Regions from separate parts of the Mus musculus genome. Here all the other regions are linked to region 6. Evidence: chromatin loops called from intact Hi-C (ENCODE). Cell type or tissue: gastrocnemius. All regions are shown on one strand.

The links. Hi-C counts contacts between places; a loop is a spot of excess contacts. Peaks named below come from ENCODE experiments on the same cell type or tissue, not always from the same donor. Only the 100,000 strongest peaks of a DNase experiment are listed, where the experiment ranks them.
Region 1: it touches region 6 in a loop (3-fold over the local background); 11 of 42 quality-filtered maps call a loop at or near these places.
Region 2: a loop joins it to region 6, with 5 times the contacts of the local background. A loop is called at or near these places in 38 of 42 quality-filtered maps.
Region 3: it touches region 6 in a loop (5-fold over the local background); 30 of 42 quality-filtered maps call a loop at or near these places.
Region 4: it touches region 6 in a loop (5-fold over the local background); 23 of 42 quality-filtered maps call a loop at or near these places.
Region 5: a loop joins it to region 6, with 5 times the contacts of the local background. A loop is called at or near these places in 30 of 42 quality-filtered maps.

The regions. Positions count from the first base shown.
Region 1 is chr7:73,451,741-73,456,740 of GRCm38, reverse strand. Chd2 (chromodomain helicase DNA binding protein 2) reads left to right here. Exons shown (of 39, transcript NM_001081345.2): 29 at 829-967; 30 at 1,100-1,250; 31 at 2,290-2,412; 32 at 3,514-3,642; 33 at 4,902-5,000. Among named protein-coding and RNA genes, the nearest start is that of A730056A06Rik, 78 kb to the right of the region's middle. In gastrocnemius, no CTCF peak of the experiment used is centred here; a DNase peak (open chromatin) is centred at 2,478.
Region 2 is chr7:73,521,740-73,526,739 of GRCm38, reverse strand. The region is part of intron 2 of Chd2 (chromodomain helicase DNA binding protein 2); the gene reads left to right. Among named protein-coding and RNA genes, the nearest start is that of Chd2, 18 kb to the left of the region's middle. In gastrocnemius, no CTCF peak of the experiment used is centred here; DNase peaks (open chromatin) are centred at 1,886 and 2,170; H3K4me3 peaks cover 1,302 bases; H3K27ac peaks cover 4,517 bases.
Region 3 is chr7:73,433,482-73,438,481 of GRCm38, reverse strand. Chd2 (chromodomain helicase DNA binding protein 2) reads left to right here. Exons shown (of 39, transcript NM_001081345.2): 38 at 2,504-2,747. Among named protein-coding and RNA genes, the nearest start is that of A730056A06Rik, 60 kb to the right of the region's middle. In gastrocnemius, a CTCF peak has its summit at 2,562 (motif pointing left); a DNase peak (open chromatin) is centred at 2,597; H3K27ac peaks cover 2,168 bases.
Region 4 is chr7:73,423,683-73,428,682 of GRCm38, reverse strand. It overlaps Chd2 (chromodomain helicase DNA binding protein 2), which reads left to right. Exons shown (of 39, transcript NM_001081345.2): 39 at 1-2,031. Among named protein-coding and RNA genes, the nearest start is that of A730056A06Rik, 50 kb to the right of the region's middle. In gastrocnemius, a CTCF peak has its summit at 2,808 (motif pointing right); DNase peaks (open chromatin) are centred at 1,679, 3,337, 3,810 and 4,298; H3K27ac peaks cover 2,762 bases.
Region 5 is chr7:73,442,106-73,447,105 of GRCm38, reverse strand. Chd2 (chromodomain helicase DNA binding protein 2) reads left to right here. Exons shown (of 39, transcript NM_001081345.2): 36 at 2,772-2,871. Among named protein-coding and RNA genes, the nearest start is that of A730056A06Rik, 69 kb to the right of the region's middle. In gastrocnemius, no CTCF peak of the experiment used is centred here; no DNase peak of the experiment used is centred here; H3K27ac peaks cover 1,839 bases.
Region 6 is chr7:73,625,336-73,630,335 of GRCm38, reverse strand. No RefSeq gene overlaps it. Among named protein-coding and RNA genes, the nearest start is that of Gm26176, 18 kb to the left of the region's middle. In gastrocnemius, a CTCF peak has its summit at 1,998 (motif pointing right); DNase peaks (open chromatin) are centred at 2,052 and 2,378; H3K4me3 peaks cover 237 bases; H3K27ac peaks cover 1,149 bases.

The sequences.
Region 1 (5,000 bases), 170 kb after region 6:
CAGACAGAATGGCTTCTTAACATTTTGGTATTTGTTTGTGAAACAGGTTTTCTCTATGTAGACCAAGCTGTTCTGGAACTCACTATGTAGACCAGGCTGCCCTGGAACTCAGAGCTCCACCACCTTCTGCATGCTGAGTGCTGTGATTAAAGGTCTACACCACCATACCTAGCAGATGTTTGTTTGGATTTTTGATAGCCCAGCAGGGGAGAAAGGAACTCATTTTTCTTTTAGTGAATTCATTTGCATCTTTTAAGATAGATGTTTATGTGTTGTTTTACATAAACTGTTGATATTCCTGTTCTTTCTCATTTTTCTACTAAGAACCATCTTTGTTCTCACAAAATAAAGTGGTGTCTTGGTTATCTTGTAGTTGTCAGCTTAGGCTCTGGCCAGAGTGGTTTTATTTTCAATTGCAGATTAGTTTTGATTTCAGAGTAGTCTTCTCAGGCCTGCTGTGCAGGTCAGTCCATATGACTGCAGTGTGCTAACTGTTTGCATGCACTCTGCTCCTGCAGAAAGTGACTGAAGGGAAACACGAATCATCTAAAGCATGAGTATGCCTTCAGAATCCTGAGTTAGCTGTATCAGGTGTACAGTAAAGAAGGATAAACAAGAAAGTTACGGGTATAAATTCCAATACATATTTAAAACTAAATGTTAAAATACTGCTTAAAATTTATTTTATAAATATTAGTTGAAAACAGTTTCTCTTATAAATTATGTTTTTGATCTAATAATACTCTGGAGTCTATAGAGAGAGACTATCTCAGAATTTGACAATAAATAGCTTGTTTCCTTAAGGAATATAAAACTTATAACCTTTAGGGAAAGGACCAGGCAAGAGAAGAGGCCCAACAATCAAGATCTCTGGGGTTCAGGTGAACGTGAAGTCCATTATCCAACACGAAGAAGAGTTTGAGATGCTGCATAAATCTATCCCTGTGGACCCTGAGGAAAAAAAAAAGTGAGTGTCTTTACCGTCCCTGCATGGCTGGCTGGACATAGACTGAGGTTAGAGCTGCGTGTGGTTGAGTAACACCTCTCTAACTGCTGGAAAGGCCCCTCTTCTCAGGCCTCTGTGTTCGAACCCCTGTAGGTACTGCCTAACCTGCCGAGTCAAAGCAGCACATTTTGACGTCGAGTGGGGCGTGGAGGACGATTCTCGTCTGTTGCTTGGAATCTATGAACATGGCTATGGAAATTGGGAGCTAATTAAGACAGACCCAGAGCTAAAGCTAACTGATAAAGTGAGTGCGTGCAGTGCTGGAGAGCTCTACATCTGTTGTGTGGTATCTTTGTATTGGTGACTTATCTTTAACTGTTTCAAGAGGGGGTTTCTTTATTCTGGGAAAGTTACCATCTTTAGTGAACTGTGGCATGTCTCATAGATGATAATAAAAGGAAAGACGACAACCAGGAGAAATTATAGGAGAAATCTTAAAATTCTAATACTTCTCACAGGCCAAATTTCATTACAGCAGATACCAGGGTCAGTTTCTTAGGACTGAAGCATTCCTGGGCCCTACTTTTGTTGGCCCATCGTTTAACCTAATTTTTTTCAGTTCTGTACACAGAGAATGAGTGTCACCTTGGTATTTTTGTAATGAATTTGTACTTTCTTCCACAAAATTGAGCCTCCCACCCTATCTATTGCAAGTATAACAGGGCCGTGCTCAGAGCTGTAAACAAGGGCAGCTGACTGGATGCACTCTATGTGTGCTCCTATCAGGGCTTTGTCCTGGCACATTAAACACTGCTCATCCCATCTGGTTTTAGGAGGGTGACAGCACCCTGTAGAAGCACTGAGACCAAATCGAGTCTGGCCGGAGAGGTCCAGCTGCGGTAGACGGATCAGATCATGTCCTGGCATAGCTCAGTGCTCTCCGGCAATGCTCTAAGAAGCATTTTCAATCTAAAACAAAGCTTTAACCTAGCTCCAGGGATTCCCTGCTCCTGGAAGGAGGAAATCCACGTCGGCTGGGATGCTCTAGCAGATGAAGCCACAAGCCCCTCCTACCTGAGTTGTTCTACCCTGTTAACAGCACAGGTAGGAGCCAGTGGGAGAGCTGGATTTCTCCATCCCATTTTGTAAAACGAGAATGGCTCATGAGGGATTTTCAGTGACTGGGAGCCATGGACATGAGAATAGGATCTGAGGCTTTAATCTGTGTTTTGGGAGGTTGGGAGGGAAAGAAATGTGCTGAATTCTTTGTTGTCTCTATTTGTCCGGATTCACTAACCGGGCTGTGGGTGGTGGCGTGTGCTTCTCTTCCTTTCCTGTTGAAGATTCTACCAGTGGAGACGGATAAAAAGCCGCAGGGGAAGCAGCTGCAGACCCGAGTGGACTACTTGCTGAAGCTGCTCAGGAAGGGTCTGGAGAAGAAGGGCACCGTGGCCAGCGGAGAGGAGGTGAGCGAGTGCATGCAGTATCAGCCGGCTTCCCCAGGGCAGCCTGGAACCCTGCTGAGAGAGCATCCTGCCCTCTCATGCTTAGACACGCTTTGGGGTTTCATAGGGCAGGTTGCTTGCTAAGAACAAAATGTTCATCTAGTGATTGAACGCAATATCTTGGCACATTTCTTACAATTCCACTTAAGTATTGTACCAGTATTGTAGTCTTCATCTCTTTGGACTGGCAGTGGTCCAGACCTGCCTTTACTCTTTCCTATTCTGTGTCCTCAGTTGGGGCCATAGTTCTCATGTTTAGGTATCTGACTGGGTGGCTGTGATAATGGATTCCAGGAGCGGGCTGTTGCATTCCAAACTAATTTCAGAAATTGGACTTCAGTTTTGATTACACTGGCTCACTGAAAAACCCCAAGTTGCTAATGAATCCATTGGAAGTTTCTTTTCTTTACCTCCCCAGGATGAGGAGTCAGAAAAGAGAAAACCTAAGCTTAAAACCAGCTTGCATAGCCAGCCTTTGTGTGGGCTGCTGCTTAGGTCCTCCCTAGCTGTGTTCTGTGTGCATGTGTGCACAATAAGTAAAACTTACATGAAAAAAATCACTGCACTTCCATTTGGTATTTTTATACAATAGTATTTCAAGTATACAGTATCACTCTGTAGATAGTATGGCAGGAATGTGATACATGAAATACTAAGTTCTAGAGACAAGCTAGATCATACTTTGATTGGCTAGATCAACAATATTTTAAGCTTTTTCTGAGTTTAGATTCGTAATTTTCAGGTGTTATACTGTCGTCATCTTTAATGTTAAGTATATTTTTGTACTTGAACTGTTTGAACCTTTTCTGGGGCTTTTACCTTTAGTGAATTCCAAAACATGAAATCAGTAGTTTCAAGAAATTTAAAGTGGTGTGGCCTAGCTAGAAGCTAGGAGGTTTGTTTTATCCAGATTTTATTTTCTTTGAGGTACAATTGCTTATCCTTTTGTGTTCCTAAGTTATCCTCTTTGGATTAAGTGGTTGTTACTGCATCAGCTGTATTTCGTGCTCCTGCTAATGGGTTGGGGCTGATTTGTAGTTTTGCCGTATTTTTATTTTCTAGGCCAAACTAAAGAAGCGGAAGCCTCGAGTAAAGAAGGAGAACAAAGCCCCCAGGCTGAAGGACGAGCACGGGCTGGAGCCAGCGTCGCCTCGACACTCCGACAACCCATCTGAAGAGGGGGAAGTGAAGGTACGAGACCTGGGAAGGCATGGGTCGTGTCTGTTCATAGACAGAAGAGTAAAATAACAGTATATTGTCTGTCTTTACCTAGCCTGCCAGAGGGAAATACTGTCTCTTAGTCACTGCATTACTGTGAAGAGACACCACGATCAAGCCTACCATACAAAAGAGAGCATTTAATTGGGGGGTTGCTTAGAGCTTCCAAGGTTTGGTAGAGAGCATGGCAGCAGTCATAGGCGTGGTGCTAAGAGAAGGAGCTGAGAGCTACATCCTGAACCTCAACCAGAGGCTGGGGGAGAGGAGAGGGAGAGGGAGAGACTAGGCCTGGTAGGGGCTTTTGAAACTTCAGAGCCCACACCCTGTGACATACCTCCCCCAATAAGATCGCACCTCCTAATCTTTCTGTTCCTATCAGAGATTCCACTCTCTGGTGACTTAAGCATCCAAATATGTGAGCCTATGTGGGCCATTATTATTCAGACCACCATAGTAGTTGCTCCTCTTAAGTAAGCAGTTACAGATTCCAACATAGCTGAATCATGACAAATGGCAGTTGGTAATTCTCTTTGTTTTAGAGAATGAAAGAAATTTGTAGAAACTGGTTAACAGGGAACTCAAGACTTACATTATAATGCGGTTCAGTTAGTTGGAGGGCCTTTAGAGGCTGAGTGTAGCCATTGGCTTGCCAGCTTGTAATCCAGTTTGCAGAAAGTGGAAGTGCCTTGTCACTCAGTGACAAGTCTGATTTTAGTCTTATTGTTCTGAGAGTAATATGTGACAATGCCTCCAGAAGGGCCCCCAGTGGCTATAAGGACCAACATAGATTTGAACTCAAGTACATGAATTCAGGTACTGACAGCCTCATCAGTACTAGTTGACACGTAGTAGGGCAGGTGTAATGTTTCTTTGGTCCTTGGTTTTTTTTTCTGTTTGTGGAGTAGAAACAGTAATGCTGTTGTTTTAGGGGCGTGGGGTGGGTGGTTCTTGGGATCTAACTCAGGGCCTCATGCATCCTGTACAAGTGTATTTACTGAGCTGAACTCCATCTGGTCAGTGCTTTTGAGAGTTACTTTGAGAATTGGATCAGAGAGTGTAACAGTGTCTGCCTGTACAAATCTAGTGGACTGAGAGTTCTACAAGTTCTGCAGTGCTGGTAGGCTCTTAATGGAAATGACTGAAGTCACTGATGAGCCCTGGTCCAATGCTGCTTTCTTTAGAAACAAACTAGGAAGCCAAGATTGAGAAATGTGCGGTTTTCTGCTTCCTAGGATGATGGTCTAGAAAAAAGTCCAACGAAAAAAAAGCAGAAGAAGAAAGAGAACAAGGAGAACAAAGAGAAACCAGTGAGCTCTCGGAAGGACAGGGAA
Region 2 (5,000 bases), 100 kb after region 6:
AGAAAACTTGGTGGCCATAGTGGTGTTCCTTTAGTTCTAGTGCGTGTAAGGTAGAAGTATTTAGATCTTTTGAGTTCTTGAGTCGCTGTTTCAATAACAAAAACCAGATAAACCTTTTTGAAAAATTATGAAGAAAGCAGAGAGGTTCAGAGAGTTAGTTTTACTAACAGTTAAGACATACCTACAATCCCATCACATCTCTTTTACGACTGTCATTTTGTGTTTAACTTGGCAGACAAAAAATTTTAAAAATGTTTATAGTTTGTATAGTTTTGTTTTAAAACTTATATTTTTAGAATTGTCACTTGTATTTATAGATGTGATTAAGCCCTAATTTTATTTGTGTAATATGGAGTTATTTGTGTAATATGAATAATTCACACCTTATATTTTATACGTGGATATGAAGATCCATCCTTCTCTTTCTTCCTTCCTTCCTTCCTTCCTTCCTTCCTTCCTTCCTTCCTTCCTTCCTTTCCTTCCTTCCTTCCTTCCTTCCTTCCTTTCTTCCTTTCTTCCTTTCTTCCTTTCTTCCTTTCTTCCTTTCTTCCTTTCTTCCTTTCTTCCTTTCTTCCTTTCTTCCTTTCTTCCTTTCTTCCTTTCTTCTTCTGCCTTTGAACAGTTTGGCTCTAACTGTTGCTTTGGTTTATCCAGGTAGCATACATGCACCTATGTGTTGATTTGCAGGGTTAGGGTTGGTTTTTTTTTTTTTTTTAAAAAACTCAGGGTTTCTCTGTGTATCCTAGCTGTCTTAGAATTCACTCTGTTGACCAGGCTGGCCTTGAACATAGAGATCCACCTGCTTCTGCCTCCCAGTTGCTGGGATTAAAGGTGTGCACCACCACTGCCTGAGGCTTAAACATGTGTGTGTGTGTGTGTGTGTATTTTTATTTTTTTATTTTTTTTTTTATTATTATTTTTTTTTTTGGTTTTTTTGAGACAGGGTTTCTCTGTGTAGCCCTGGCTGTCCTGGAACTCACTTTGTAGACCAGGCTGGCCTCGAACTCAGAAAAACATGTATTTTTAAGAACCATTTCTGGAACAGGCAAGATAAGCTGTCAGTTTGACCTTCACATGTGTGTCCTGGTCTATCATATATGTGAACACAGTAAGTAAAGACTGGGGGGAAATAGAAAAAGAAGAGAAAGAAATGTTACTGGTTAATACCTTTTCTCTAAACCTGTCTAAACTTTTGTTAGTGGTATCACTACTTACCAGCTTATAATTGCATAATATTTTTATTAGTTTTGGCAAAATATGTAAAATTATCTCCCACATTACAATGAAGTTTAATTTTTTGATGTAATGTCTTAATTATATATATATTTTTATTATATTTTAAAAAGTTTATTGGCCATTTTAGTTTCTTTTCTCTGATCATGTTTGCTGTTTTTGCCTAATTTCCTACTGCATTTTAAAAAATTTATGTACATTGGTGTTTTTACCTGCATGTGTGTCTGTGTGAAGGTGTCACCTCTTGTAGTTACAGACAACTATGAGCCAACATGCAGACATTGGGAATTGAACCCGGGTCCTCTCGAGGAGAAGTCGGTGCCCTTAACCACTGAGCCATCTCTCCAGCCCTCCTCCCAGACTTGTGATATGCCAGTCTTCATATGTTGAATATTTTTTCTTACCCATACCTTCAACTTGGTTTTCCTAATTTACTTGGCTTAGCCATGCTTATAACATAATCCTCAGAGTCCTAAGATTTGACCTCAGAAGTATAAGGGATCTTAAAGCTTGAGGAGTTGTCCAAAGTCAGTGATTCAAGTAGCTCTCTCTCCCTTTGCATTTCCACCACGCCAGAGCCTAAAAGGAGCAGTCTCAGGGCAGGGCAGCTTGGTTGATTTGATAATGTGTTTGACTTAAGAGCGTGCAGTGCAAAGCCAGCCGTACCTCAGGAGGGGAAGTGCAGATTCTGTAGTTCTCAGTTGTTAACACTCGTGGACTACATAGACGCATTTAAGGATTAGGCTTTTTGCTATTTCTGACACTTAGTGTCTATAATGTGAACTTTGTGTGGATAGCTCTTCTTGGAACTTCCTTGTGTTCTTCAGATTTGCGTTTACCAGCTGTTAACTGCCAAGCTTTGTCAAGTAGTAAGAAGTTCAGCCATTTTGTGAGTTAGGGGAATAAATCACAGTGTGCTGAAATGGACGCCTTTGGACCGAGAACCCGCAGGCTTTCTCTTAAGTGCAGTGTTGTTGTGCTGTCCTCTTGTGGCCATTTTGAAAATGATACTTCAAGAAATGGAAGTGACCCTGTTGTTTTTAAAGTCTAGTTTAAGAAAGACTGCTTCATTTCCTAAAAACCTTAGTAAAGCTGTTTTTTCCCTTTTCTTCTCTCTTTTTCTCTTTTGACACACTTTTTTTTTTTTTTGGGTCCAGTAGAAAGTATACATTTTGTTTTATCGCGTTTGAATAATTTTCAAATGAATAGGCTTTTTATGAGGCTGTGGTGCATAATTCATGTGAATATAATTTTTGACTGCCTTGTAACTATTACACCTTGGAAGTTAGATTATTATTATCATAGCAGAAAGTCCTTTTATTTGAGGATTGTCACATATAAATTGAATTTGCCCCTCCACCCCCACTCCATTTGGATATAGGACACAGGCTGTGCCCTAATTTTCAGCTTCTCAAGTGCTGCTATTAAAGCATGTAGCACATGCCAGGCTGCCCTTTTTATTTAGTCTTAGAAAACCTCTGAGTCCATGTGAAAGTTCCTGTGTAGAGCTGACATTCAGGATTCCTCGGTGTTAGGGATGCCATGTCACTTCAGCTGTTGCTTCTCTCCTGTTAGAGGGTTTAAAGGACCATGTTCCTTCAACAGTAAGGACCTCATCCTCTGCTTATTATCTTAGCACCAGTGAGGCAGAGGCAGTGTGGCTGGCCAAAAAAAAAAAAAAAAAAAAAAAAAAAAAGAAGAAAAATCAAAACAACAACCTCTTCTCCCAATATGAAAATCATTCCTTCTCTTGGAGTATGTTATCTTAACATCTAGCTTGCTTGTTCCAAAATAAAGCTCTTTGTTTTAGATGAGGGTCTCTGCATATCTTTCATGCTTTCCTTAATTTTGTGATGATAGACCTGTCCCTTAATACATGGGTTTAAAAAAAAGTCCTTCCTTCCTCCCTCCCTCCCTCCCTCCCTCCCTCCCTCCCTCCCTCCCTTCCTTCCTTCCTGATTTTTGGAGACAGTGTCTTTTGTATAGGGTTGAGTGCGTGTTCTCTTGCCTTGTTTGCATTTTTCTGGATGTGTTTGTTTAGTTAGTCAACTAGTTTGTACACTGAAAATATTGAAGCCTTAGAAGCAGCTGCGGAGTTCATCACTAAAGCCACAAACACGCCCATGTCTTCTCTGGTGACGTCTGTTTTCCTCAGCTGCACAGGTGCCTAACTTTATTTTCCTCGGTTTTGTTTTTGTAGTATTTTTTTTTTTTACTTTTTATTTTATAAGTATGGAATCTAGTAGCATGGCCCTTTCCACAGAACGAGCCACTCTTCACCCATTTGTGGACTAGCATTTACACACATAAATGTGTGCTGATGGGAATGTGGGTGTTTTGTGATAGTTGTATGCAGTGTTACATTTCTTTTTTTTTTTAATATTTTTTATTATATATTTTCCTCAATTACATTTCCAATGCTATCCCAAAAGTTCCGCAGCAGTGTTACATTTCTAGTGGTCACTTGTACACAAGCAGAAACACAGCTTTCCAAGAAGGTATATACAAAATATTACAGCTTTATTGGTTATACTAAACAATGGGAAAAGAACCACTTTATTTAGAAATAAAGATAAAACAGAAATGAATCACGGATATTTATAGATTATTAGTTAAGAGAACAATTTGAATATAACCAGAGTGGACATTGAAATACAGTGCACTATGTGGCAATTCATAGGGACTTGTTCTTACACTGCATTGCTATATTATGTTACATCTGCTGTGAGCCCTGCTTTTCAGCATAAGACGAAGCCTTTGTAGTTAACTTTGCTGCTTTCTGCAGTACACTGAAACTGTCTCTTGTAGCTTCTTCTGGGTCATTAAAACTGGTAGTTTAGCATTTGTCAGCTACACTGGAATATTTCTTTGCTCAGAGAATATGTTGATTATACTGTGTTGCTCTGATAATGATTGTCATGTGATTTCACACACAAATTCTTGTTTGTCTGGAGTTCAGCTGGAAAAGGAAGTCATTTCTTTTTTTTTTTTTTTTTGTTTGTTTTTTTTTCGAGACAGGGTTTCTCTGTGTAGCCCTGGCTGTCCTGGAACTCACTTTGTAGACCAGGCTGGCCTCGAACTCAGAAATCCGCCTGCCTCTGCCTCTGCCTCCCAAGTGCTGGGATTAAAGGTGTGCGCCACCACTACCTGGCAAATGAAGTCATTTCAGTCACTAATCACTAATACGCTAGGCACAAGGAATATTGAAAAGATGGCCTTAGGTTTCAAGCCTGTTTGGAGGTTGACAAGTAACCACATTATTTTTATAGGATGGGACAAATGGGAGACAAGGTAATGTGTCAAATAAATAGCTGGGCTTTACAAAAACTGAGATTTATTGTTCTCTAATTGGTGTTGGAATCAAACCTCAGCTTTGTACACAAATAGACAACACTGTACCACTGACCCACACTCCTAACTCAACTGCTGGGTTTGCCTTCATTTTCCTCCGGGCAGGAATCGCTGTGCAAAGTGAGAGGTAGCACAAGTTGAGAGGTGCAGCTGATGCCCAGGTGGGGCTGCCAGTTTTCATTTCTCATGGCAGGAATTGCAGTGGTAGGTCAGCATTTGGAAGTGTCTAAAGCTGAGCTCAGCACCTGAGACAGCAAAGCATGCGTTCCTACAGAAGATGATACTCAAGCTCTTGAAGTTAGATACTTAGTTTGCTGCATAAGCACTGTACAGGGGTTGGAGGTGAATGTACTGCGATTTATGCCTTGCCTCACAACAGGTGTTACACAGAGCAAATGGGGATGAGGGAAGGAATG
Region 3 (5,000 bases), 190 kb after region 6:
AGGAGGATTACATGTTTGAGGCTACATAGCAAAGTGTTATCTCAAAAAGTACTCCCACATTTTCCTGAAAGTTTTATTCAGTAAAAATGTTTGGGGCTGGAGAGATGGCTCAAGGGTTAAGAGTACTGGCTGCTCTTCACAGGACCTTGGTTCAGTTCCCAGCACCCACACAACCATGTGGAACTCCAGTTCTAGAGAACCTGACTCCTGTAGGCTTCTGTAGGCACTGCATGCATGCGGTACACGAGACATGCATCCTGGCAAAACACTCAGATGGAAAAGAAAAATAAAGTTGGGGAAAATAAGTCAAAGTGGGGAATAATAAGAACCAAGCAATCATCAACTCCATGCCTGTCTTTAACTGACTGAGACGCAGCTCATACAGCATTGGAAGGTGAGCCAGTCAGTGGGGCTGGGGACGGTCAGTGTCCTGCATAGCGACTTGTGCCTCCGTGCCTCCTTCCATTTAGTCTCTGTCTCCTCAAATGAAATTCTATACCATTCCCCATCCTTGTCGCTTTCATAGCTATCTGCATTTTACCTCTGAAAATTAATATACTCTGACTACTTCATGTAAATGGAACATATAGTATGTTACCGTTTATGACTGGCTTAGCAAAATGTTTTCAAAGTTCATTCTAATTGCAGTGTGTGCGAGTCAGTACTTAATTCCTTTTTTATGGAAGGTTATTTTTTTCACTCAATGGATAGACCACGTTTTGTTCATTTATCAATGGACATTTCATTTCTCCTCTTATTTTTCTGTTGAGAATAGTACTAATATAAATCTATCCAAATATTTCCTGGAGTGCCTTTTTGTAACTGTTCTAGCTAGGCATCTAGGATAGATTGCTGGTTATATGGTAACCGTCTGTCTGATTTCTGATTAGCCAAGGACCTGTCTCCCTTATGATACTGAAGCACATGTAAAACAGAAGGTGTGAAACGTCACGTCTGCCTGCCCATTAGTGACTGACCTTAGATGAGTAGGAGAGAGGGAGAGTGCAGGAATTTAATGTGTGCATTCTTTACTGCTCACCAGTTAAAATAAGTAAAAAGGACTTTTAGAGACAGGAGAGGAAAAGGTAAAGAGCAAGATTCAAAGCACATAGAAGCACAATATAAGATTTTTCCTACAGCAGTCAAGAGAAGTGCATGTCATTCTAAACTTTAGTTACAGAATTCCATTTGTGTACATATACACAGTGGATCGCACGTTTGAGGCTGTGTAGCAAGTTATTATCTCAAAAAGTGCTTCCACAGCTCCTTTAAACTGCTAGCCACTAAAAATAGGTCTGGGCCTGGAGAGCTGGCTCAGTAGTTAGGAGCACTGGCTGATCTTCCAGAGGACCCAGGTTCATTTCAACAAAGTGTGTGTGTATGTATGTATGGATATGTGTGTGTGTTCTTCAGTTTGAGAGTAGCTTAAACGCCTTGTAAAAATTTCAAGATTTTTTTTTTTTTAAAGAAAATCTATTTTCATCTTTACCTCCTTTCTAAGGAACATTAAATCAGGTGTGGTAGTGCATGCCTTTAATCCCAGCACTGGGCGAGTTCAAGGCCAGTTTTGTCTACATCGTTATAGGCGGCCAGAGCTATATTAAGACCCTAACTAAAAACAAAAGTTCATTGCAGTTACTTAGGGATTTTTTTTTATTTTTCATTCATGTGTATGAGCTCTTTTGTTCGAATGTAGGTCTGTGTTTCATGTGCATACCTGATATTCCCGGGTTAGAGGAGGATATCAAAGCCCCTGGAATTGGAGTTACAGATGGTTGTGAGCTTCCATGTGGATGCTGGGAACTGAAGAGTCCTCTGCAAGAGCAGCCAGTGCTCTTAACCACCGAGCCATCTCCCCAGTCCTGGTTACAGTTATTTAAAACTCCTTCCTCAGTAAGCGCCTCACCGTCCAAACCATCATAGGCTTTTTTTCCTTCTGATTTTTAGTCTCTGCCCAGGTACATGACACAGTGCTTTAAACCCTGTTGCAGCTGTAGCTGGTGGTACTTCATCCCCTTGGCTTCCCAAGGGAAGCAGATGCCCATCTCAGTATGGTGGCTTGGCCTTTTTTGTCCTGAGCTCAGCCCTTCGAATGACTCCTTATGTATGGTCTAAAGAAGAGGTCTCCAGTGAGGCTTCAGCAGCTAACACAGCTCTGCTGTCGACTCAGCAGCCTGATTCGCTTTGGCTGTCTGAGTGAGGTACTACCGCGAAACAGCAGTTTTGCTTTCCAAAGTCTCTTCTCGGTTCTTGAGTGAGTTTCATTTCAGGGGTCTGCTGCAGATTAGGGCAAGCAAGAATGAAAGACTAAGAGTGTGTTAGAAGATCTTAAAAAAGACAGGGGTGGTAGATTTTCTCTTGCCTTCAAAGTTGGTGGCAACATTTAAAACTTTATTAGCAATAAAGCAATAAAGCTAAGAAGGAGGAATTCTCTCCTTATAACAGGCCAACCTTAGTAAATTCTTCCATGTGCTGTAGCTAAGAAACGACTTTCCTCTTGCAGATCGAGGAGACTGGCAGAGGGAAAGAAAGTTCAACTATGGTGGTGGTAACAGCGCCCCCTGGGGGGGCGACCGGCACCATCAGTATGAGCAGCATTGGTATAAGGACCACCACTATGGTGACCGGAGGCATATGGATGCCCACCGTTCTGGGAGCTACCGCCCTAACAACATGTCCAGAAAGAGGCCGTATGAGCAGTACAACAGCGACCGAGACCACCGGGGACACAGAGACTATTATGACAGGTGTGTAGAAAGGTGTGAGAGGTGAGGCACTGACTTGTTCATGAGAAGAAGGATGGTGATGCCTATGCAGGCCTGTCCATCTGATGCATCCTGGGCTTCTCCCATGTGTCAGTTACAGATCCCTTGTCCCTGCTGTGGGGACAGCCTGAGGATGCAGGAGAGGAGGATGCATTGTCGGATGTATTTCTGACTTGATGTGTATGAGTGTTTTGCCTACACGTGGGTATGTAAACCATATGTGTGCCTGGTACCTCGGGGGTCAGAAGAGTGTATCGGATCTCTGGACCTGGAGTACAGAAGATTGTGAGCTGCCATGTTGCCGTTGGGAGCTGACCCCAGGTCCTCTGCAAGGGCAGCAGGTGCTCTTAGCACCTGAGACGTCTCCCCAGCCCTGTCCTCTTTTTGAAAAGTGTTGCTTTGTTCTTGAAGACTTTTATACACGCACAGATCATGTGCTTTTGGTAATTTCACCCCATTGCCCCTCCTCCCTCTCTGGACCGGTGCAGTTTCCCTCCCAACAGGCTTCCTTCCTCCTTCCATGTCTTTGCTTGTGACCCAGTGAGCTTTCTTGTGCTTGCTGCATGAGTTGGGGTGGGGTGTTATTTATGGCACAGGCAACTTAGGAGTATCTCACACATTGCTAGACGAAAGGACACTGCTCTCCTGGCACTCTTTTGTGGTTTTATTATATTTTCAAGTCAGCATATAATGTGTTCCATATCACTATGGCATTTTTGAACAAAGTTGTTTCTCCTCCCCCATCTCTCCCACCCTCCTACTGTCCTGATTTCCCCTTGTGACTCCCTGCCAGATTCTTTTCCTCTTTCATGTCCCATGTGTCCTGGAAGTCCCATGCCACCGTACTTTCTTCTCACATAATATATCTCCTCTTGGTTTACTTTCTAGATTCATAGAATTTTCCTGTTCTTAAACCTGACTACATGTGTACATTACGGGGCAGCATCCACATATAAAGGAGAATTCTGAGTTTGAGTCACCTTGTGTACCTTCCCCATCCATTTCCCTGCAAATATCAGAGAGGCGTAGGATCTCTGCAACTCAGTAGCCAGCCAGCCTAACCTAATCGTTAAGCTACAGGTCTCAGTGAGAGATGTTGTCTCAAAAAAACAAGGTTAGAGCAATGAGATGTTTAGCTGGTAAAGGTGCTTGCAGCCACGCCTGATGAGCTGAGGTCAGTCTGCCTGTGGATGGTGGCATATGTGTGCACACAGTGGATGGTGGCATATGTGCACAGAGTGGATGGTGGCATATGTGCACACAGTGGATGGTGGCATATGTGTACACAGTGGATGGTGGCATATGTGCACACACACATGTGCACACAGAGTTAATAGATGAATAAATTAGTATGATGCTTTTCTTTAAAAGCTGAGTGGTACTTGAGGTATGTTAGCTGAGGCTGACTTCTGGCCTCCACATTCACGTACCTCACACACCTGAATGTGTGTCCACACATCACCTATGAGTGAATACACACAATACAGACTCAATGGTAGTAGTTCATAACATGGCACATGAGGTGGGCACCAGTCTGTGGTCCTTGCCCACCCGGATCCAATAATTTAAGTCAGCCTTTTGAAATTCTATTTCTCTACAGCTGTGCAGTGCCATTAGTGAAGTGACAAGCCAGTTTCACACTGTGAGTTGGCAAGTGTGAGAGACTTCACTTAACATCTGGCTGTTGACTGAACTTCTTGGCACCTGTGGGCTTCCCTGGGCAGATGTTATGCTTTGTGCTTATAGACTGCTCTGTGAATTTAAAGTGGGGCAATAGTTACACAGCGTTTTTGTCTCCTGCTGTTGTTTTGGGAGATCTACCATTTAGATGCGTAGCTGTCGCCTGCATTAGCCACCTCATGAGGGAGCCTGCATGCTCTCTGCCTCCTGCTTTCCCATCATCTCCTCAGGCTTCTCTGTGCAGGTCTGCATTTCTGCCTGGTCTGTCCTTTTGTCCTTGTGTTCACTGAGGCTGCACTGTGAGGAGGTGTTTATTTTGACGGGTATTTTTGCTGGATGTAAAGTTTTCAGTAACCAGTTTCAGTACTGTGAGATGCTCCTCCATTGTCTGCTTTATGCCTTCTGACAAAAACGCCTGTCTTCTCCCTTTTCCTCTTTACGGACAGTTACTGTTGAATGCCTGGTTCTGTCCCCTATCATAGGCTGTGCTATCTGCCTGCCTGCCTGCCTGCCTGCCTGCCTGCCTGCCGGCCTGCGCTCCCTGCCTCCTTCCCT
Region 4 (5,000 bases), 200 kb after region 6:
TCAGTATTGGAGTGAGTTGTCGAATTGTAGCTGCATCTTGGTTCCTTTACACAGCTTGAAGGGGCAGCCTGCACAGACTGAAATATCTTGACAGTTGAGATGTGGTCAGGTGAAAAGCTACATCTCCATTACAAGTTGGAACTCAGTAGAATCAAACCTTGTTACTTTAAGATCTGTAGAAATAAACCTAAGTTAATTTTCCCCCAAATCACGAGCATCCGTGATGGGGTAGCCAAGCTGTTAAGGTGGCAGGAGGCTGGTCAGCGTCGGGTTGGGTTGGGTTGGGTTGGGTTGTGGGACAGATGGATTTTATCATTGAATGGCTCTTCTCAGTGTATGGATACTGGGTTGGGCCTTGGGTTTTACTCACTTTCAGTATAGCTTGCCAGTATTGTTAAGGTATCCAAAGCCTTTCTAGATAGAGACAGGAACATTGACTTGAACATATGTATGTAAGAGTCCAGGCTCATTCTGAGTTGATGAAAAGTCTTGTTTGGACTTCTGCAGGGTTTGACTCCCTGGACACTCTGAGTGGGGTGGTCATCCAGGCAGTACTATTAATGACCTCCCCAGGGCAGGCATGAGTTGTGTCCTGAGTGGAACATCTGGCCATGCATGGTTGTGATGGGCCATTGCTTTCGCTGCTTTAGAGCACCACAGACCTGACTGCTGCCGAGTCGGTCCCTGCAGCTAATGCTCGAAGACCTTCTGGGCTCCTCGTGGCACTAGGCCCTTCACCTTGACTGTGTGCATGCATGACCTGCAATAGAGCCCACCAACCACATAGAAGTCCCCTGGCTAGAGTCTGATGCCTGGTGGCTTACCGGACTTCTCAGTCAATTCTGAAAGGTATATTTTGGGCACACAGTGAAAAGTGAGCCATAGATGGAGCTTCTTGCTGATCACATTGACACTGTCTGTGTTTGATTTGCTGAGCTCTTGGATGTTGGGAGTGTAGCAGGCACAGGAGGTACCTCTGCAGAAGGAAGGCGGAGGGTGGAGGCCTTGCCTTTCCATATTCACCTAGGTCTTGTCTTTCAACTTGTTGGTAGAAGTTACAAATTATTCTCAAAACTGTCTGTCTCATCATGAGGAAAAAGGAACTTTCTTTTGTTCCTATTCAGGACTTGAGGTATAGTGCCATAAAATGTAGCAAAAACCCTATCGGCCAGATCAGTGTTACATTGATTCTAAGATTACAGTATGTCCCATCAAACATCTGCTGTAGGTGAGGGAGTGGATTTGAAGAGGGGTTGAAAGAAAGGAAGCATTCCTCTTGCTTTAAACTAGTATGTGCATCAGATGCTTACAGCAGAAGTTTGCACAGGTAAGAGAAGCTGCCAGTGACGTTCTGTGGGGCCTGGCTTTGGGCAGCTGCTCATCATTGAGGAAGTGGCAGGACTTGGAGGAAGTTATGTGTGAATGTTGTCAAGTCCTGAAGTCCTATGATGCACTGTGGCCCTAGAAAACGAAGATGAAGCCTCCACTGACCACTGTGTCCTCTCTGACTTGGCCAGCCTGATGGTCCTTCCTTCTACTCTGTGTAGTCATTCCTAAGCCCCACAGAGGGAGCGCCAACATTTCTCACTGTGCTGCTGAGGTTCTGACCTGGTGTGTCTGACATTGCATCAGGCTTTGCAGAACAAATGTGATTCACTTAAACGTTCACACACAGCAACACTGAAATCCTACAGACCAAACAAACCCACTTGTCAGCAGGAGCCGTGGTCCAGCCCAGCACCTGTGCTCTCGTAGCCGAGGCCAGCCGTGTTGGGAAGAGAGCCATGCCAAGGGTCCAGGCTGCTGTAGTCCACCTGTGCCCTACTCATTTGGGGACAGGTGGTTTTTCTTGTAAACTTGTGGACTTTTGAAACCTGTTGACTAAACAGTAATTAATTTATATTTGTGAAAAATGCCACTGTCCTGGTGATTTCTGATGTAAATAATGTTGTTTATATAGTATGTATTAAATTTTCCTACATTGTAAAACTGCTGTACTTTTTTGATTCTTGTATATTAAAAAGTGTTACTAAGGATTTTTAGAATTGGGCTAACCAGTTACATTACATTCTGGTGTGAGGCACACGCCACAGTCTCCCTCCCTGGCTGGCTGCAAGCTGTGTGTCCATGCTTGTTTACATCTTCGACAATGGAAGCTTTTTAAGTTGCATTTTTGTTATTGGTTCTAAATAGTTTTCTGTCCCTGAACAGCCACAAACCACAGCTGCGTACTTCAGGGAATGGCATGGAGCCATTAAAACTGAGTCATGAGAGGTTGCCCTCATCTTTCACAGTGGTCATGGGGAGCCTGCTTCAAACATCCACCTCTGTCCAGAGAGAAGTAAGACATCAGGCCTACAGCCTACAGCTTTAGTGCAGTTAATCAGTTGGGTTATATACTCTTCTCTTCTTTTCTCTCCCCTCCCCTCCCCTCCCCTCCCCTCCCCTCCCCTCCCCTCCCCTCCCCTCCCCTCCCCTCCCCTCCCCAACTTCCTAACTTCCTAACTTCCTTCATGATTTATTCTCCTTTTATGGGCACTGGTGTTTTGCCTGCATGTATGTTTGTGTGAGGGTGTCAGATCTTGGAATTACAAACAGTTGTGAGCTGCTGTATGGGTGTTGAGAATTGAAACTGGTTCCTCTGGAAGAGAAGTCACTACTCTCAACCACTGAGCCATCTCTCCAGCCCTGGGTTATATATTCTTGAATGCGGAAAAACACTTTTCTTTTTTTAAAAATTTTCTTCTATTTTTTAAAAAAAGATTTATTTATTTATTATATGTAAGTACACTGTACACTGTAGCTGTCTTCAAACACTCCAGAAGAGGGAGTCAGATCTCATTATGGATGGTTGTGAGCCACCATGTGATTGCTGGGATTTGAACTCGGGACTTTTGGAAGAGCAGTTGGGTGCTCTTACCCACTGAGCCATCTCACCAGCCCCGAAAAACGCTTTTCTTATGGAAACAGTGACACAAATGTTCACTTGCAGTTTGGCACAGCGGCAGGCTTAGCTCCAACATGGCCCAGATAGAGGAAAGGTGACCTGGCCTATGTGTCGAAATTGTCCTAGGATGGAGTTTAGGAGAATCTTGCCCAAGCCCAGGGTTTTTAAAACTTGCACATAAGTGTCTTTGAAACAAAACTCAAACCTTTATGGTTCTCTCAATTCTTAGTGCCAAACACACCCATGTGTCCACTCAGCAGGGAGAGGGCGGCCGCTGGGACTCCACCTTGCTAGTTGTCCAGGACCCTTAGGTGCAAGGCCTGGCCTGGCAGGAGGCTGCTGGGTCTATAACGCTTGCGCCTGAGTGGAGAAGTGTGGAGGACAGGTCCTGTGAAGAAACCTGGTGATCCCCCTGCTTCAGGACGCAGCTAGAACAGCTCTGGGAACCTTTTAGGAACAAGTGCTGTGACAATCTAAGTGCTAGTTAGCTGGCTTCGAAGCCCACTGCTGCCAAGATGCCCACCTTCTGGAAGCTGCAGGCCCTTGCCTCCCAGCCCTCCCTAGCAGGGACTCAATGTTTGGTGATCACCACAAACCCTGCTCAATTAGTGCCAACAGAAAGGTCATGTACAAAAACTAAGGATCAGCTGTGTGTCAGAACAGAGTCTGTGGCTTTTAAAGGAGCCGTCCTGGCAATTCCATCAAGGCTTTAACTAAAAGCCCCGTCTGTCATACTTCAGGTCAGAACCTTCTTTGGCCCATGCTGCCTGTTGGCTTGCATGGTTTTGTGGAGTAGGCTGTGGATGTGGCTGGACCAGCTAAAACCTTTCTGTATGCCCCTGATCATAGTGGCACCCTGCCCAGACCCTGCTGGTGAGACTTTCCCTCAGGTGACAGGTCCCGGGCATGTCCTGGACTGTTAATGTGTCCAAGTGGCTTGTCCCTGGCCACACTTCTGGCTTTATTTGGGAACAAAAACAATGGTCTTCACCTGCAGTGTGTGCAGAGTAAATTGCCATACCTCAGAGCAAGCAAGCATGGGGAGTTCACATGAGCTCTCTGCCTTTCCTGGAACTCCTGCTAACTACAGGCACTATTGTGGTGTTTGGGTGGCATAAAGGAATTCATGGGAGTCAGAGTGTGTCCTCCCCACCCCCACCCCATTTTATCTCTGCTGTGAAGCAGCTTCAGTTGCAAATTGGTGTGTTGTATGAGTGCATACAGGGCAGAGAGAAGGCCACCAGGCAGGAGACAATGTCCCATTCTTAGTTGGGGATGGAACCAGAGGACAGCTGGGGAGGTCGGGGTGACCAGGACAAAGCTTGTCCTTCTCAGAGGTCAGGCCTTTCCCAGCACCAAGCTCCAGTGGCTTGAGCAAGAGGCTTCTGTAAAGCCACCGCTTGCTCTGGAGCCCAGCAGGGACAGAGCCATCGAAGAGCTTCAGTGTCAGAAGGACACAATTACAACTAGATCCTGGGGACAGGCTGCTCATTGGAGGGAGTTCTCAACAGAAGCATGGGGCCTGCCTTCTTGGAATTTATTTTAAGTGGGGTGGGTACTCTAGACAAGCAAACTGCAAGCAGACAAAATGCCACCTAAGGGAGAAAAGAAGCAAGATTACAAGATGTGTGTTCTGTTAGCCCCACCAAGGGCCAACAGAGGTAGCCGTGATGGAGGCCCTGCAGGATACATAATATGTGCTTGGCTGGTCACATTGTTAGAGAGGATGGTCGGGCCACTAGACGCACTGAAGATGGAGACCACTCCTGCAACCTGTCCATGTTTGCTTTCTATTTCAGAGATAAACACAATGACTTGTAACTTTAATTTTTTCAAATCCTGTTTTTAATGATGGTTCTTAAACGCTTTAACCTTTCTTGTAGCCCCCCCCCCCTTCAGAGTTAGTAAAAAGGATATGGGGGTGGGGGTAGAGGGAAGTGGACTTGTTTAGAAAGGTTATTTGGAGCAACTCCTGTCTGTTGTCTGGAAATCTGCAGTTCAGTTCACAGGTTAGCAGGCAGTGGCAGCTCCATCCACTCGCAAACACCTCACA
Region 5 (5,000 bases), 180 kb after region 6:
GTTTGATTTGACAATGTGCGAGTGTGCTCTGTTTTTAAAAATAGATTGCATGGTTACTTACTCTTTTGCCAACGGGATTCATTTGTTGACAGTATAACCTTAGGCCTCAGCTTCCTTTTCATGAAATAAGCCACTTTGTAAAGTCCAGCCTTTTCTTTTGATGTACCATTAATGTGGTTTATATGAGGATGATGATAATAGTAATAATAATAGCAATAGTAATAATAGTGGTAATAATATAATAATAACAACAACAACAGTAACGGGCTTTCTGGCTTGTTGTCAGAATATTTGCTTTAAACCCATAAGACACAAACCAGAATAATACTTTCCTCATCTCAGGTTAGTGTTATTAAGTCTACTATAAGAAATGGGCTGGCTCCATAACTATCTTAGTTACTGTTTTGTCACTGTGATACAATACCAGGGCCACCATCAAGCTAGGGAGGAATGTGTTTATTTCAGCTTATGACTCTTAGGTCACCTTTCACTGCTGAAAGGTGAGGCCGAAAGCAGAGCAGGAGCCTGGAGACAGGAACTGAAGCAGAGACTTCGGAGCAGTGCTGCTCACTGGTTTGCCCCTTGTGGCTTGCTCACCCAGAACCACATGCTGAGAAATGGCACCACTCAGTGGGCTGGGCCCTCCCAAATCAGTCATCTACCAAGGAAAAGCATAACAGTCCAATCTGGTCAGGACTTTCTCATTCATGTTCTCTTTTCCCAACCTGACACAAAAAAAAGAGCTAAAACAGGTCTAACACGTAAAGCGAAGCAAAGGTTATAAGCACATGAACTTGAGTTCTCCATTTTCATCTCCCTAATAAAAAAACTCTAGTAGTAACTGAAATTAATGCAAGACATTATGACTTGCATGTTAATTTATAAACAGGTTGCCTATCCCTTATCAGAGATGCTTAGAATCAGAAGGATTTTAGATTTTAAAATATTCATAAACATAGGTAATGACATGTCTTTAAATGGGAAGCAAATCAAATATAAACTTCCTCTTTGTTTCATATATACTCACTGTCCCTAGCCTGCAGGTGTTCTTGTATGGAGCATTTAGTGTATCTGCATTTTGACTGTGACCCATCACGTGAGGATAAGGGTGTCATTTTCCTCCTGAAGGATCAGTGTCATGATTTTCAGAACATGGACATCTCCCGTAGTTACTCAGAGCAAATGGCAACCCTGGAAAGCAACTGTGATAATCGTCAAGATGGGAGGTGCAGCCACCCAAACTGTTGAGACAGGAGGCCTGTAGTTTGACTTAGGGTCAGATTGGCCAGCCTAGTGAGACTCGAGGGACGTGGCTTTGTAGCTTGTACAAAGCCCTGGCCTTAGTTCCCAGTACTAGAGGAAATGTTGAAAAAGTAATGTTAAGTGTATTTCCATAAACTGTATTTACCTTTAGCCCATGTGCTTCGTGGTTAATGCATCTCTGGCTTAGTGGATGGCTCTTGAGTGAAACATCGGTTTTCAGAAATTTCGTCATGATGCTAGTGATAGCATGCCACACTTCCTGAGTACAAAATATAGTTTTCAACAGTCATTTCTTCCTGCTTAACACTGTTTACATTTCCCCACTTTACTTAGCATATAACGCTTTCTTTCTAACAGATTAAAGGATGGTAGCAGGTCATCTTTGGCTTTCTGCTATGCTCTTGGTTCTGTTGGTGTTTAAAACCTGGTCACCAGCACGTTTTTATTAAAACGTCCTTGATTTTTAAAAGTTCAAAAATAATACAAGGTATGACTTCCATAGAAACTAACCATCTAAAAATAGGTATAGAAGCAGTTTTAGAAGTTGTATGAAGGAACTGCCTACAGGGATGGCGAGACAGTCCATCCATAAAAGCAAATGCCATTCTTCCAGAGAACCCAGGTTCAATCCCTTCGTTATGGCTCATAACCATGTATAACTTCAGACCTCCTTCTAGCCTCTACATGCACCAGGCACACATATGGCACACAACACATTCAGACCATACACCCTTGCACATCTGCACAAGGATGGCCAGGGAGGCTGGGGACCTTGAACTGTGAGAGTAGATGAGCTAAGTGGAAATGGTGAAACGAACACAGCCAAGGCTTTAGCAGAGGCTTGAAAGTGAACAGCCAGGGCACTGGGAATGTGTAGGGTCTGTTGTAATTTGCCAAGAAGCCTGTGGCTCTTTATAAGAGAGGCCTTAGTAAGCTAAGTGGCTCTCTACCTGACATAGTATGTTGACTGTTTGGTGGCCCAGCCCAGCACAGCATAGAGAAAGTGCTCACTGGAAAGCTTGGATAAAGAGCACTGTTGGTAACTTACTGTCACTTCCAGCGTCTCTGTAATTACCCTCTTTGTGCCATTCCTATGTATGCTATACAGCAATGCCTCGCTAGGGCCTTCAGCAGTCTCTTAGAGATGACAGGCCTTAGTGGCAATGAGTCCCGGGATTGTAGTATGCTCTTGTGGACCCAGCTTAGTGCAAGGACTTGGATAACCTTTTACATCAAAATTTAGTAGTTTGCCATCTATAAAATCACTTTTTAGCTAGGCAAGATGGAACATACATTAAAAATTCCAGCACTTGGTAGGCAGAGGCAGGCAGATCTCTTGAGTTCTCTTGAGGAGAGCCAAGACTACACAGAAAAACCCTGTCTCAAAAAAAGAAAAGAAAAGAAAAGAAAAGAAAAGAAAAGAAAAGAAAAGAGAGAAGTACCAGAACAAAACAACAACAAAATCAGTTTTTACATTGTTTAATTTACCAATACTATTTTTCTTTTAGGAACCTATGGATTTTTGTTTCCAAGTTTACAGAATTTGATGCACGAAAACTACATAAGTTATATAAGATGGCTCATAAGAAAAGATCTCAAGAAGAGGAGGTAAAAACGCAAATGTAGTCCTAATTTATACAACTATTGCAAGTCAGTTCCACAGGAAACCCCTTAGGTTTTGTTTTTCTCTGGGGAGGTAATGATCAATCCGTGGGGTTGTTGGTGCCCTATAGGCCATTGACTCTTTGCCTGTGTTTTACATGGATTTGGTACAGCCTAAGCAAGGTGACAAAAACCAGCGCAGGTCACAGAGTGTGTGACCTATGGTCCAGACATAATGTCATAGACTGTGATTTTTCATTATACTAGGTAATTTCATTAGTTCCTAACATACTCCCATGAGTAGGCAGACAGTAAAACTTTTGTTTATTAGGTAAGATAACCAATGCATTAGAGCCAAATAGGGTTTTAAATCCTGACAAGGATCTGTTAACCTGTGATCTCATGACCTGGATGCTTGTTTTCTAGACCCTTCCTTCTTATGTATATCCTTTTTTTTTAGCTTGTAATGTGGCTTGTCATAAGTCCCATTCTTGTGTGGGCCCATGTACTTGGCATCCATCCAGCTCCTCACACAGAAGATTCCAAATTGCTCACTTAAAGGAGTAGACAGTTTGCAGTGCCCAGTAGTTGTTGCCCTTTTGTATAAGTACGTATGTATTGTATGGGGATGGCCATAAGGGTGACTTGGCTTCTGCTGTAGCATTACTTCTCACGCAGGCAAGCTCTCCTGTAGATCTGCTACCGTCCCACATGGGCCATGTCCAAATCAGCCACTGAGGAGCAATTGTGGACATTATTCCACATTCACAAATGTGTCAGGCCCACGAACACAGAGACTCTCTGTCTCTCATGTATTGCTGTGCCTTCAGCATCTGTAGTCATGCTAGGGCCAGCATGGGCACTTAGAAATAGTTGTAATGTGAACTTGCTGGGTTATTGACCTGAGAATTATGCCCTCAAGCAGCTCATCTTTCAACTTTACACTGACGAATATGATATAGTGAGAATAGGCACAATACAGTGTGTCTTAGTGAAACTCTAGTCAAAGTTTTTATATTTGTCTATTCATTTTGTGAGTGAGAGAAAGAAAGACAGTTCATGGGAGTACAAGTATGAGCGCTTATCCAAGGACAGCTTGCAGTCGTCTGTTCTTCCTTCTCCTTCCACATACTCTGTGTATCCGGGCTTAGACTCAGGCTGTCAGCATTAGTGTTGAGTGCTTTTACCACTGAGCATCTCACCGGCCTCTATCAGTATAACTTTTCTATGGGTGGGAGCATAGTTGGGAAAGGCCCTTAGGCAGGAGAGTAAGTTGGGTTGAGGATCTGACAGTGAGCACACGGTGGCAAACTTCACAGCAGTTGATGAGGTTGAGGGACACACGGATGTCGAGTGAGTCATCTTCTTTCTCTGATAGTTGTCTTAGCTATGGTTGCTAGTGCTGGGATGAAACAGCATGAGCAAAGGTGAGGAAAGAAGTCAGCACAGGAACTCAAACATGGCAGGACCTGGAGGCAGGAGGCGGGGCCATGGAGGGTGCTGCCTGTTGCCTTGCTCCCCTTGGCTTACTTTTTTATAGAATTCAGGACTACCTGCCCAGGGATGGCTGCACCTACAATGGGCTGGGCCCTGCCCCATGAGTCAGTAATTAAGAAACTGCCTTACAGGCTTGCCTACAGCTAAGTCTTAAGGAGCCCAGCCTCAATGGAGGCTCCTTCTCTCAGATGACCTCAGCATGTATCAAGTGGACATAATCTAGCCAGCACAGTTGCTTTCACAGTTTGTCAGCAGAGTAGAACGCGTGCTTCTCCTTCCAAGAGTTTAGTTTAAGGCTAACCAAAGGCTAAAACATGCTTACAGTGGGCATGGCTGCTGGCCAATAATCATGGGACGGTACAGCCATGAATTTCTTACTCAAGCATCAAATGAAATATGGAGAAGATATTTTCATAATGTGCCAAATAAAGAAAAGACAGAAACAAATAAAGTGTTTTTTTCTGTTCTTTATACGCAAAAGGTTTAGATATAGAGCAAATAATTTAATAGTCCTTCCCCTCCTGGTCAGATTTTAACTCTTCCCATTTGACAGCTGGGAGTTCTTTAGCCTAGTTAGCCTTGGAAACCTAGTAAGCAGGATTTTGTGTGGCTGTGGCAGTCTTCTGAGAGTGCTGACT
Region 6 (5,000 bases):
CAGACAACCACATCTGTGAGTGTGCATCCTTTTTTTGTAATCTATCAAGAGAGTCCAGAGCTGGTGATGTGACTCGGTTGGTACAGTGCTGGCCTAACCTGCTCGAAATCCTAGGTTTGCTCCCCCAACACAGCCTGAACCAGGTATGGCAGCACACTTGTAATGGCTCCAATGTGGAGCATGGAGACCAGAAGTTTAAGGCCATCCCTGGGTACACAGAGAACTCAAGCCAGCCTGAGCTACAAGAGACCTTGTCTCAGAGAAGAAAAGAAAACCTCTGCAAGTAGCCACCATAGAACTCAAAGTCACAGATGCTAAGCAAGAATTCTGCTGGAATACTCTCCTAGCCTCTGTGTGTGTGTGTGTGTGTGTGTGTGTGTCTGTCTGTCTGTCTGTCTGTCTGTCTCTGTACATATTTGTACGTGTTTGTGTCTGTGCCCCCAATCAGGTCTAGCCACTCGTCCTCAACAAGCCAACTAAAACTCCCAAAGTAAAAGAGGAAATCAGAAAAAGAAGCTTTATTCGGTATGGCCACATTGGGAAGAGACATGAAGTGATCCATCAAGTCCCTCAAGTCAGTCTCCTGGGTCCTGAAGTGAGATCAAAGTTTTGGTTTTTCGGGACAGGGTTTCTCTGTGTAGCCCTGGATGTCCTGGAACTCTCTCTGTAGACCAGGCTGGCCTCGAACTCAGAGATCTGCCTGCCTCTGCCTCCCGAGTTCTAGGATCAAAGGCGTGATAGAGGGTAAAACATCTAAGTGTTCCTGGTCAAGGTATGGTCCTGCCTACCAGCCCACTATTATCTGGATTTCAGTGTCGTTGTATAAAGTGCTCGAACAAATTATTACAACTGTTTGAAATCTCTTTCTAGGACACAGGTTTCCCCTCTGCCTGAAGCCCTTTCTTCTCTCAGCATGAGATTCCTGGAGACTTTTCCATTTCTTTGGAGTTCATTGTTACAGTAGTCTGCTAATCTGATTGAGGGACAATGGTGTCTATTAAGAGTATCTTCTTTTCTGCCAGGTAGGTTACAGTAAGGATTATAGTCAACCCCACTAAAGATTCCACTCTTCCTTTTCCTCCTCCTCTCCCTCCTCCTCCTCTTCCTTTTCCTCCTCCTCTTCCTCCTCTTCCTCTTCCTCCTCCTCCTCTTTTGATACATGCCTCACTCAGTTCCCCCAAATGGGCCTTGAACACAGTCTGTGACCAGTGCAGGCCCTGAACTTGTGGTCTTCCTGACTCAGCCTCCATCCACGCTGAACTGAAATCTCCTCTGGAGCTCAGACTGGCCCCAAACTGGTAGCATTCCCCTTTACTGTGTAATGTTGGACTTACAGGCATGAGCCACCATAACCTGGATCAAATACACTTTAATATTGAATCTACAGAAGATATGCAACTTTGTAGGGGCATGAAGGCCAGACAATCAAGCCACAAAGTCAAACAATTAGGAAGTATATGCCAAGAGATATTGCTCTTGAGCTGTGCATAGATACTGCACACCAAGTTGTCCTGGGATCTTCTCGATACAAGAGCACATACTCCCCGCACATACTCTCCTCTCCTGCTACCAATTGTATGACTGAATGTGTAAACTTACTGAAAAGGGACACGCCATTTACAAAGCCTATTCACAAAGATGCATTTCTTGCCACCATCGAGAGTTTTGTTCTGGACCTCTGCAATTCAATAAATTCCAGTGGATTTTTGCTGCTGTTTCTTTGTTTGTTTGTTTTGTTTTCAGGTTGTTTTTTTTTTTTTTGGGGGGGTTGGGTTTCACTAATACATGGCTCAAATAAGGAGAGACAGTATAAAATGGCCATAGAGCCTGAATAAAGCCTCCTTTGTTTGTGACTTCCAAAGGCAGCTCATTCATGTTTCAAGCAGGTAGTGGCATAAATACCTGATAGGTCACCCCAGACAAGGCAAGTCTATTTATTATACCCAGTGATTGCCAGCTCGTCCAGAAGGCTGCAGCATATAACACTGTATTACCGCTAGATGGCAGTGATAGCGCTCAATACAGTAATTGGCTATGAAGCCTTCTTAGGCACTAGTATTCTTTCCATCAACGCGTGTATTCAGTGCCTACCAGGTACCCCGCACCAGAGGGAGCAGTTGGGATAAACAGGTTAATGGAAGAAGAGGCAACCCCTGCCCCCACAAACCCTATAGTCTAAGCAGAGAAATTAACAATGTGTGCACACATGAAATACCACCCTTCCATGATTAGGCAAGTGCTGGTGACTCAATGTGCAGAAGAACTGATGGCATGCTGGAGGAAAAAAAAAAAAGGTGAGCACAAGGTGAAGGAGCCCAGGAGGAAAGTAGGAGGTGAGAGACAGAAAGGGAGAGCCAAGGAGTAGACTTCCCTGATAGACAGTGGAGGGTGGTGGTCCCTGGAGCAGGGCCGGGCTTTGGGGGAGTCTTGGTCCTGAAGGAGACTCTGAAAATATGGAAATCACTGAGGGCGGAGGCCGTGACAACTGGATATTTGCTGTTTGGTAAGGTTGTACTGAACAAGAGCTAGTTTGCACTTAACTGGAAGGTTTGAATGCCTGAGGGTGCCGATGGGTTACAGAGACTTGGGTAGCAGAGGAAAGAGGGTTGCTGTGAGTCCCAAGCTGCCCTGGAGTACAGAGTAAGGCTCAGTCTCAAAAACAAAACAAGCAAGGGCCAAGGACAAGTAACAGTGATCCCCGAAGCCAGCTGAGGGAAAGGCAGATGGCTGGTCAGTCACCCAGTCTCCTGTGGCAAAGTGGGAGCTGAGACAGGAGGATCAGGACACCTAAAAACACCTCTGGGCCACTAGTCTGTTGTACAAGGCTACGCATGTACGTAAGTACGACCAAGAGAGACAGCCGTTTAAGGTAAGGTGGAAGGCAGGAACCGACTCCCAAAACCTGTCCTCTGACTTCCACATGTGTGAGTGTGCACGCATGCTCGGGCACACACACAGTACACATATATATGCAAAAATAAATACATTTTCGTTTGTTTGTTTTTCAAGACAGGGTTTCTCCGTGTAGCTCTGGTTGTCCTGGAACTCACTCTGTAGACCAGGCTGGCCTCGAACTCAGAAATCCACCCACCTCTGCCTCCTGAGTGCTGGGATTAAAGGCGTGTGCCACCACCACCCAGCAAATAAATACATTTTTAAGAGCAAAGCAAGGGACTGCTTGCGGCTCTGGCAGAGAACCCGGATTCAGCTCCCAGCACCCACATGGTGGCTCACCATCTTCTCTAACTCCAGGATCAGGACATCCAACTCTGATTCCTGGCCTCTGTCAACACTCCAACACACATTAGCACCCACAGACACACACAAATTAACCAAAAAAAAAAAAAAGAAAAGAAAAGAAAAAGAAAAAAAAGGTCTTTTAAAAATTAGTTAAAGAGCCGGGCATGGTGGCGCACGCCTTTAATCCCAGCACTCGGGAGGCAGAGGCAGGTGGATTTAAAAACAAACAAAAAATAGTTAAAGGGAAAAAACAAACAAACAGGAGTTACTGGAGACCAGAGAGAAAGGAGGAGTCACAGATCGGGGAAAGGTCAGTAGAGATAAAGGAACGGATAGACCTAAAATAGTAAAGAGAAATACGTTCATAGTATTCATTGTTGGGCTGGCCCAGACATATGACCAGTGTGGGACCCAGCCCTGTTGGGAAATGGAAACTGAACTTTCTACCTATGTCAGGAGTAGGCTGACTCCTTGTCTCAGCAAACAGCTTGACCACAGCCTCTTGCTTTCCCAAAGCCAGAGCCCACCCACCACCTTGTAAAATTTTGCTTACTGCAGTTCCATTGGCCTCCTGATAGTGCCCTTTTCCTTAACACTCTCTGGCAGCACTGGCCAAAAATTTAAACGACCCTATAAAACCCAAACTAGTCTTCTCAGGGCTGCTGCGTTCCCTTCTCCGGGAGGCAGTCCAGCAATTCGTAAGACGTATCATGCCGCATCAGCTCCACTGTCTGATGGCCTGGCTCTCTCACTGAGGCACATTGTGACTAGTATTAAAGGTGGTAGTCATTCACAGCGACACAGCTGTTAATCCCAGAGACGGGAGGAGAAAGACTACAACCCAAATCATCATAGCCAAATTAATTAAAGTAAGCTTTTCTATTCCTGTACATGGGCTGCTTCCCCCTAAGGTAGGATTTGAGAGGTCAGCATTGGAGGTGAGGAAGACAATGGTGTGTGTGTGTGTGTGTGTGTGTGTGTGTGTGTGTGTGTGTGTGTGTGTGCAACACCGTTTCCAGGCTAAGACAAGGCTTTTATAGCTCAAGGGAGGGGAATTTCCAAATTGGGATTTGGAGGGCAGAATGGAGGTTACAGGAGCAGAACATAAGCACAGCAAGTCCTAATGACCTCCTGAGACATGATTGTAAGGTGACCTTAACAACAGGTAGCCATAACAACCCTTTTGAAGCAAAGGTAGGGTTGCAAGACTTGTTATTAACTTTTGAAACAAAGACATGATTGCCATTCCTGGATCAGGCAATACAGAACTATTTGTAGTTAAGGTTACAGGTGGGCCATAGTTCAATCCATGAGAAACTGAGGGTTACTCATAAACAAGAATGAACCTAGTTTGTTTGGCTCTTAAGCCTAAAATGGAGGTAGACTGGTCCTTCAAATCCAACAGTCAGCATGCTAAGGCAGTAAAATGATAATCAGTGGTCAGCCTGGAGACTCTTGTTTGTTTGCTTGCTTGCTTGTTTTTGAGACTGGGTCTCTCTAGTGGCCCTGGCTGTCCTGAAATTCACTGCATCGATCTGGCTGGCCTCTGCCTCCTGAGTACTGGAATTAAAGGCCTGCCCCACCACACCCAGACTTTGCTCTTAAATCTTTTAAATGGTCTTGATATTTTTCTATGTCAACAAACAAACCGAGGTTTGGGGGCTTTTTCCTTCAGCCCACTCCTATTCTAGAGAGTGCTTTCTTGTCCTTAACAGAGTGTCTCTACTTCTATAATTAATCAGGTAAGGGTCTGGGTGTGA